Linked DNA regions of Homo sapiens: all the other regions are linked to region 3. Evidence: chromatin contacts called from ENCODE Hi-C or POLR2A ChIA-PET data. All regions are on one chromosome and are shown on one strand. Each heading gives the region's core, a stretch centred on a gene start or an enhancer-like site at or near the end of the contact. The rest is flanking DNA. Distances are from core to core; before and after follow the strand shown.

Region 1 (2,700 bases), core at 39-2,538, 46 kb after region 3:
TGGGTAGGGGAGAAAAATAGGGAGAATGATGGTCCAGTGCCATGTCTGCACCCTGGAGCAGTGGAGCCCACTGGGACCTCTGGCCTCAGAATCAGGGCTAGTCTGTATAACATCATCTGTGGATTCCAACTCCAAGGAGCAAGTCACTCCTTATGTTTCAGTTAGTTTCAGTGGACCCGGAGCCTGCAAGGGTCTCAACTTGTAGGGTGTGAACCCCACTGTTGGCAAAGGGGCTGGACCACAGCAGGGAAAGACCGCTGCTTAATTGGCTGTGCCAGCGTCATGTTTACAGTTGAGGGCTCACTTGTCTGCATTCTTAAAAATCTGTTTTAGAATTCAGTCCTTTAGCATTGTTCATGTTCTCTGTATTTTCTCAAAAATGTATAACAGCACTTTCTTTTGTGATTCCCTCTGAACCCTTGGTTGGAATTTGCCTAGAATCAGCACCTTCAACTCATTTAAAATTGTCACGTGACTCACATTGTCTTCTAGTATTTTTGTTATATTTTGATTTTTAATTTAACGTGTTAATTACTATGTTTATTTTGCTTTGTTACTTTGGTTGATTTTTTTTTTGACAGCACGTACTGCAGATAGCAAATCATCAGCTTATTTTTAGAGCAATGCCAACTCAGTAATGACTCCATCCGAATAGATCCATTTAGTGGGAAAAACAAATTGATATAAAAAGATGCATAGACAGGGATGAAAGAACAGGAATTGCAAAGTGAGAAAGGCATTTTATAATTTATGACAATGAGAACTATCTTTTGTTTAAAAACATTTAAATTTGGATCTATCTTGGATTTCAAAATCATCAAAACATGTTTATTCTGCCCTTTCAAATACAAGTGGAAAAGAGAGAAACAAAATATGAATTGAGCCTTTGTTTGGACTGCCCCTGGTTCTCATTCCTTCTCTGCTTCAAGGTGGTCTTACCTTTCTTTCCATTTCTTGATATGAACACAGCCAAATAAATACATAAAAATAGAAGCCTTCATTGCTGATCTTGTCTCTTCTGTGATTCCAACCTATTCCCTCAATCACCTCCTTCCCTCTCTCCCTTGTTCTTCTCTTTCTCACTTCCTCTCTCTAATTAGTTGTTTTTCAGGCCAAACTGGGCATGGGTTTGCTTTAGTATCATTGGGATGAAATGGGTTGAAAAGAGAACTTGGAATAATGAGGGCTGTCTTGGGCTAAAGCATGACAATAACAGAGGCACACACTCCACTGTATTAAAATAGCACTTGGTTCCGATCTCGGTCACTAGGTGTCGCTAAGTAATCTAATTAAATACCTGGTTTATGACCAACAAATTTGAGTAGACATTGAGCTGAGTGAGGCAGAAATAAAAATTAAGGACATGTGGCCTACATAAAATCCCGTTATCCACAACAGCTATTTTAGAACAGCAGGATTAGTACCTGGAATATGAATTGGAAAGTTCATGAATTAAAAAGAACCTACGAAAGTGCTTAGCCTTTATTGGGGAAAATGAATAAATCCTTTCTATTTTATGTGCCCTTCCTTTTCTTCCTCTCCTATTAAATTGGACATCCTGCTGCCTGCATTTTCATGAGCATAACTGGATTTTATGTGGTCTAAATGTACTGGCTGGGCTGTTTGCATCTAATCCTTCCTCAGTTCATATATTTTCTTGTTAAACTTTTTTTAGAGCCTGTTTTAACCTGAACTACCTGAAAAGCAAGCTGGATGAACATAATGCCTATTCTTAGTGGAATATCTTTGAGTGAACTCCTACTCCTATGCATCCTTCAAGGCAGATCAAATGTTTTCTAGTCTGTCAAACGTGACCGCAGGCAGTTCTTTTTGCCTTGTTCCCAGAACACAGCTGCATCTTCTTCCATGTGCCATTTTTTTTGCCTTACATGGTAATTAATGGTTCATGTATCTGTCTTCGCCACATACTGTGAGCTCCCTAAGGACAGGGACAAGTTGAGGAAAGTGACTGCTCAACATTTGCTACTGTTGCTACTTATAGCTCTTCTAGTGGTGTAGCCTATAGTAAATTCAGCACACAATTACCAGTTTCCCTAAGCATTTCAGTAGAATCTTCTCATGTCATTTCAGCAGGAGTTAAACTGGTTGTGTGTGTTTTGTGGTTTATAATATTGTGTGCTTAGAAAGCAAAATTAAGGGCTCACTAAATTGATGTGGAAAGAGATTTTATGTTGTGTGTGTGTATGTGTTTGGATGGGGTCTTCAAATGTTTGTTAAAGGAGTTGTTTATTCATCCATTGCCAATCCTTTTAAAAACAGTTACACAGCAGAGAAGGGGGATTGTATTTAGAGGAGACGCTAAATCAACACCTAAATTAAGGGTAAGCTTTTAGGCAAATTACTGTGTTTTTCTTTCCTGAGAGAAATAACTGGAGATTAGGAAACATCTTTTCTTAAAGAGTTTAATGTACTTCCAAATTCAAACAAATATTTAAAATGTTACAGTAATTTCATCTAAATCTTCTGTGTGTGTCCATAATTTTCTAAAATAAGTGGTAAATCACTTTAGGAAACCTATAACAGAGTGAAAATCAGCACACATTATTCGGGTTTACTGTGTGCGTGATGCTTTGTTGAAGGAGGGAGGAGATAGAAACATGTCTGTCCCGCAAGAAGTTCACAATTGGTGTGGCCACGGATAAAACATGTAAATACAATTTGCTACTAGCCAGGAACCAA
Region 2 (2,885 bases), core at 214-2,713, 53 kb before region 3:
GAAGCTCATGCCTTTTATATATAAAATACCTACGGGAATTTGGTTAACAAAGGCAGCTAAAATGATGTGAGGACATGAAGTCCAATAGGCAAATATTGGATCAGAACATTATGCCAGAGATGTCCGGAGCTCTCTGGGAGGTGTTGAGAGATGAATGAAGGGTGGGGGATAGGCACTGACAACCCTTGGAGAGCCAGGTGGAGAGGTAGTGATGATTAACTTTAGTTGCTCTCCCACAAGGCTGGGAGAAATTAATGAGCAACAGAATGAATAAGCAAGTTTACTAAAGTTTAGGCAACTTCAATGACTTGAATATGCATAATGTACCACTGCTAAGACATAGTTGAGTAAAGAGGTATGCAACTAAAAATTCCCCAGGCTTCACTAGATTATGTTAGAAAATACATTAATTACAGAATATTCAAATCCTGTGGTTAATTGTCTTCATTCCTGAAACAAAGCCCAAAGTCCTTGCAAAGTTGCCTCCCCACCAGCCTTTTTGGAGCCATCAGGGCATATGCTCAGAGATAAATCTGCTCATATGGCACCTGCTACCTTCCTGGCATGCATCTCTCAGGTGTCGTCTCAGGAGATTGTCCCTCTCCTGCTGGGTGTCACAGACTTGGGGAGCCTGCAGCCAGGCACTGCCACTGAGCCTCACCACTGAGGGGTTTATGAGGCCATCCTGGCTTTAGGGGCTCCAAGTGTCACGTTGACCAAAGCAGTCCATTTTCATCTGTTTTATAAAGGGTCCTGTGTATCTCAATGGAAAAGTATTCAGCCTTCTAAAAGATGTTTGAAGACGATTTCACCAGAGCTTCCATGGAGCCAGGACCCTGCTGTATTTCAGGGAAAAGTGGGCAAGTGTTCATTTTCCAGCTTGATGCAGAACTTTGTTGCCTGGGGAGCAAAGTACCGCTGTTCAAACTCCAAGTCTTACAAAATTGCTTATTAAAATAATTCCTGACATTTTGGCTTCTACATCTTTTCTCCCTAGGTGTCAGGCCTAATCAGTGAAGTAGACTGGAATTAAACACCCCATCTTTTTCTGTCAGAGTTCTCAGTTGTCACCAATTAAAATCTAGTAGTAGCAGAAAAGGAATTTATTAAAGAATATAAGATTTCCCAGGAGGCCGGAAAGCAGGCTGGGAGGCTTCCCAGCCAGCACCAATTCTCAGAGTCACAGTAAAGAACAGACCAGGTGGGAATAACTGCTGACTCCACCAGGCACAGACTCCTGCTGGTACTAGCTCGTGGTGTGACCTTAGCCATCCCTCCCTCTAGTAACTGAATTCACCAGCTGCCATTCTCACCAGAGTGGGCTCTAGGTGGCACTTGTTTCTTTGCAATACATGCTTGTGATTAGAAAACTTGCTGAGGTGCACGTGATTGTCTGGGTCTGTGTCACAGACCAGTGTACTGGCTGCAGAGGAGGTGGGGAATTCTCCAAATATAGGAAGTGTGTTCAATTGTGTTGAGAAGCCCAGACGAGTGATAACATGTTCACTTGAACATCGCTGTCCTCGGGTTCTCTTCCTCTCCTCTATACCTACCCCCAACTACACCCACGCCAAAGCCACAGTACCTTTCCTCCTCATCCACTTAAAGCCAAATATTTCATTAGAATTGAATTATTTGAGGCCTGTCACCACCACCTCACCAAACATGCCCAGACATGACTGAACCTCAGCACTGGAAACACTTAGGCTCAAGCTGAAAGTTTCTTAAGTGCTACACATTAGAAACAACCAACCATTCCTAAACTAGTCCATGAAACCACAGGACACTAAGAAAGGATAGCCCAGATCTAGTAAAGAACACAAACATGTTTTCATGACAGTGATAATAGATCTTCGTTTACACCACCACTGATTTGAAAGGCTATACTGTTTGTTTTGTTTCTTCTTTTATTCTTTATTCAATATTCAACTTAACTATTGAGTGGACCTAAGCACTGTTAATAAAGCAGTAAACAAAGCCCTGCCCATAAAGTGTTAATATTCTAGAGGGAGACGCAGACTATGAACAAGGACTCAAATGCATACACAGTGTAAGTTCAGACAGTGATAAGTACATTAAGGAAAATAAAGGAGGGTTAAGGAATAGACGGTGATGGGACTGATGCTCATTTATATTGAGTGGTCTGGGAAGGTTCAAGCAGATTTGAATCATGGAACAGTGTAATATGAAGAGATTTGGGATCAGAGGTGCCTGAGTTGAAAACATACCCAGGAGCTAAAGTGAGAGGAAGAAGGTCAGAGTGTGGTGGAAAGAAGCCTGAAGATGAAATGAGACAGATAAATAGGGCCAAAATATGGAGGTTCTTGTGGGCCACCATTAGGAGTTTAGCTTTTATTCTAAGCATAATTGAAAGCCATTGGATAGTTCTAAGATGAGCAGTGATGATAGGCTTAGACTTACATTTTTTCAAAGTTCTCACTGGCTGCCCTATAAATAGTAGATTATGGGGTTTTAAATTGGAGATGAGGAACCTCTCAGTAGACTTTGCTGTGATCCAGGTAGAGAAACATGTTGGGTTGGACGAGGGTGGGAGCAGTGGAGATGGTGAGATCAGATCAGGTTTGGGATGTATTTTGCAGCCCAGTCTGTCAGGATTTGCTGATGCTTTGTATGTGAAAATGAGGCAGAAAGAATCCAGTATGAACTTCTAGGAAAGCACTTTGTGACCGATTGTATTTTATGGAAATGACTACAGTATTTCCTGTTAATATAGTTTTCCAGAAACTTGCTACTCCCTCATCAAGAGTTGGAGTCTGTGTCCTATCCCCTTGGAACTAAGAGGGCTTTTGTTAGACTTTTAACTATTAAAATATGGCAGAAGTGATACATGTCTTTTCTGAGTCATTAAAACGTGATCCCACTGC
Region 3 (2,700 bases), core at 19-2,518:
GGCTGAGGCAGGAGAATCACTTGAAGTCAGGAGGCGGAGGTTGCAGTGAGCTGAGATCGCGCCACTGCACTCCAGCCCGGTCGACAGTGCGAGACTCCATCTCAAAAAAAAAAAAAGTATTAATGTATTTCAAACCCTTAGGTGTATAAAGTTTCCTTTAAAAAAGGATTAGAAAGCTTCTATTGGTCATATAAGATGTTCAGATGTTTCTATTTTTGTTACTACAAGCAAAACAAAGCTAATCGCTCTTAACTTTGTTCCCTTAATTCACTGCCAAAGGTGAGCTCAGAGAGGATTTATATGGACCAGTTCTGACCATTGTAGGTTAAAGACATTTCTTTGAATTTCAGCTGAGAAACATTCTCCCATGCAGCCCTTTTACCAGTTAAGTTGAATAAGCTTGACTTTGTAGATATTGTTTTTAGTTTCATTTCAGAAAAAAAGAACATTAAGAAGTCAATTTAATAAGCAAAATTATTTACGTGATTTAACTTAATTTGGCAATATGGCTGGGAAAATACAGAACAAAACAAAAGCAAATGTAAGAATACATACTTGGAACTGAACCAGTAGTGTTAGCAGTAATTATGCAATTAGTAGTTTTAATTACAATTAAAAAATCACCCTAAATTATCCAAGACCTATGATATGTGACATGGCACTCACCACCTTGAACAACTTCTCTGAATTCATTTTAAAACTGAGTACGGCGCCCATGGCATTTTCTTCCCAACTCATCCACCTGTGACCATGTTAAGAAGAAATTCCCTAGAATAGTTCAATCAAAGCTTACTGTGAACACTCTCACAACTTAATCAATGTTCTACATGTTCATTTCAAGGTTATTCTGAGATCTCAGGAAGGGTTTGTGAGCTTCCTGAAATAGAAGAAGTCTCAGAGGAATTCATCCCCCTGAGCTCAGTGGAGACATTCCAGCCATGCGGGTCTCCTTCCTCCTCTCCACCCCAGCCTTCCTCCTTCTTCTTCCTCCCTCACAGCAGAGATATGACAAACACCACCCACTTACAGTTGGTTCTCCTAATTCCACCCACAGGAGCTAAAAACCTAAAGAAAACACATTTATTTGTTTAAAAATGTAATTTACAAACAGCATTTTCATGAAAAATGTTCTCACCCTCGTTGTGCTAGTTCGTTGTATCTTTTTCTTCCAGGCTTATTCCTTCCCAAATGACTACAGTTTTTGCTGGCATTTCTCTGAAGGTATACTTGAGATCTCTTTAAGAGTCAGAAAAGCTACCTGAAATTGCAGGCAGCTTCCTGTTGGGCTCACGTTTTGCAGAATCCACGCTTGGTGTGCAGAAGGTGGGCAAGGTGTTTGAAAAAACAGGAAGCACCTGTGAATGTGTGAATTTATTTCTGGAAGCAGAAGGCTCCCTCTGAGATGGCTCTAGATGCTTCCTGCTGTTCCACCTATGAGCATTTTGCAAGGCCTTTCAGTACTTTGGGGCTATGAACAGGCTTCCGAATGGCAGGATTATTTGGAAAATCTGGGACACGGTGGGAATTCTGTTTTTTTAATGCAACTTTTCTGTTTTTTTCATGCAACTTTTTTCATGCAACTTTCTTTTTGGGGGATATTGGTTGATATGCGTGGAAATGAAGGTAGACTTTTAATTGCAATGGGGAAGTTAAAACCAAATGAGAATTAGAGATGTATGTAGCTTTATAAGTGATTTTGCTTTCATAAGATCATGTTTGTACTCATTGATTCCTTTACTCAGTAAACAGTATTGAGTGCAAGGCACTGAGATACTCCCTAGGAATCCACCGGAGACAAAACAGTGGTTGTGTGAAGTTTCAGTCCCCTGTTTCAGTCCCAAAATCACCTACAAGAAAGTGTTGTATTTCAAATTTGCATTTTTATATTTGCATGTGTCTGTATGATTTAGTGATGTGTTTAATTGAAATGCTACTGAAATAAGTCTCCTCCTCTGTATGAGGTACTCTAAACTACTGTTGGTGGCTGGCTATTCCAGCTTGGGCAGCCCCTGCCTGCCTTTTCAGGTCATGCATTTGGTGACATTAGTGGCTAATTAGGTTAATCCTGTTCCTTGACTGGAGAGACCACAGCTAATTGCTATCCTGTAAATACACTCTTGGCTGTAGATAAACTGGACTGCAACATGTGTCTGGATTCTTGAAGACCTATTACCAGTCTTTGAGGAAAAAGTGTCAACAGCTTCTGTTCTACAGTTTTCAGTAGCTTTATTTTCATATCTGAGCAAAATCTGGCACAGAGTAAAGAATACAGCTCCCTCCCTCTTTTATATGTGTGTGGCCTCAACAGGTCACGTTGCAGCCAGTTTGAAAATCTCCAAGTAAACAGTGCTGATTTGTTGGTAGACTACGCTGGAGAAAATGCAGAGGGGCTGGGGAGAAAGAAACCTGGGTCTAAAGTTTAGCTCTGCCACTTACTAGCTATGTGAACTTGGGCAAGTCATTTAGCATTTCTCCAAGACCACCTTTTTTTCATGTGAATGGAAATAATTCTCATACTTACCCAAGCAAGTATCATGAGGACAAATTATATAAAGTTTATAGAACATTATATAATATACATCCCCAGGTTCTAGAGATGGATTAGGGTTTGAGCCAAGAGGCATGGGTTTGATCTTGGAAAGGTCATCCTGGCCCTCTGTGCCCAAGACACCTCTAGCATAAAGATTGAACATGTCCTGT

Evidence for each region. A loop is a pair of places that touch in the nucleus more often than their neighbours do. ChIA-PET counts read pairs that join two places held with the same protein, here RNA polymerase II (POLR2A). Pooled maps may share reads with other maps.
Region 1: a pooled map shows a loop between it and region 3 (2.6-fold over the local background). The contact joins the enhancer-like site here to the promoter of IFNG-AS1 in region 3. A Hi-C loop is called at or near these places in 3 of 37 single-sample maps with no recorded cell type and 3 of 50 pooled maps. POLR2A ChIA-PET finds 5 or more read pairs at or near these places in 4 of 52 experiments (GM10248, OCI-LY7, T-cell and 1 more).
Region 2: a pooled map shows a loop between it and region 3 (2.9-fold over the local background). The contact joins the enhancer-like site here to the promoter of IFNG-AS1 in region 3. A Hi-C loop is called at or near these places in 1 of 37 single-sample maps with no recorded cell type and 3 of 50 pooled maps. POLR2A ChIA-PET finds 5 or more read pairs at or near these places in 5 of 52 experiments (B cell, GM12878, HEK293 and 2 more).

The regions. Positions count from the first base shown.
Region 1 is chr12:67,942,064-67,944,763 of GRCh38, reverse strand. All of the region lies in intron 2 of LINC01479 (long intergenic non-protein coding RNA 1479), which reads right to left. Among named protein-coding and RNA genes, the nearest start is that of LINC01479, 14 kb to the right of the region's middle. Within about 2 kb of position 1,288, at least 2 of the 41 ENCODE cell types and tissues checked have a DNase peak (open chromatin) inside an H3K27ac peak, as active enhancers do.
Region 2 is chr12:68,041,054-68,043,938 of GRCh38, reverse strand. No RefSeq gene overlaps it. Among named protein-coding and RNA genes, the nearest start is that of IFNG-AS1, 53 kb to the right of the region's middle. RefSeq lists an enhancer at 1,483-1,732. Within about 2 kb of position 1,463, at least 4 of the 41 ENCODE cell types and tissues checked have a DNase peak (open chromatin) inside an H3K27ac peak, as active enhancers do; they include B cell and GM12878, where a contact is called at or near this core.
Region 3 is chr12:67,988,015-67,990,714 of GRCh38, reverse strand. IFNG-AS1 (IFNG regulatory antisense RNA 1) reads right to left here and starts at 1,268. Exons shown (of 4, transcript NR_104125.3): 1 at 1,136-1,268.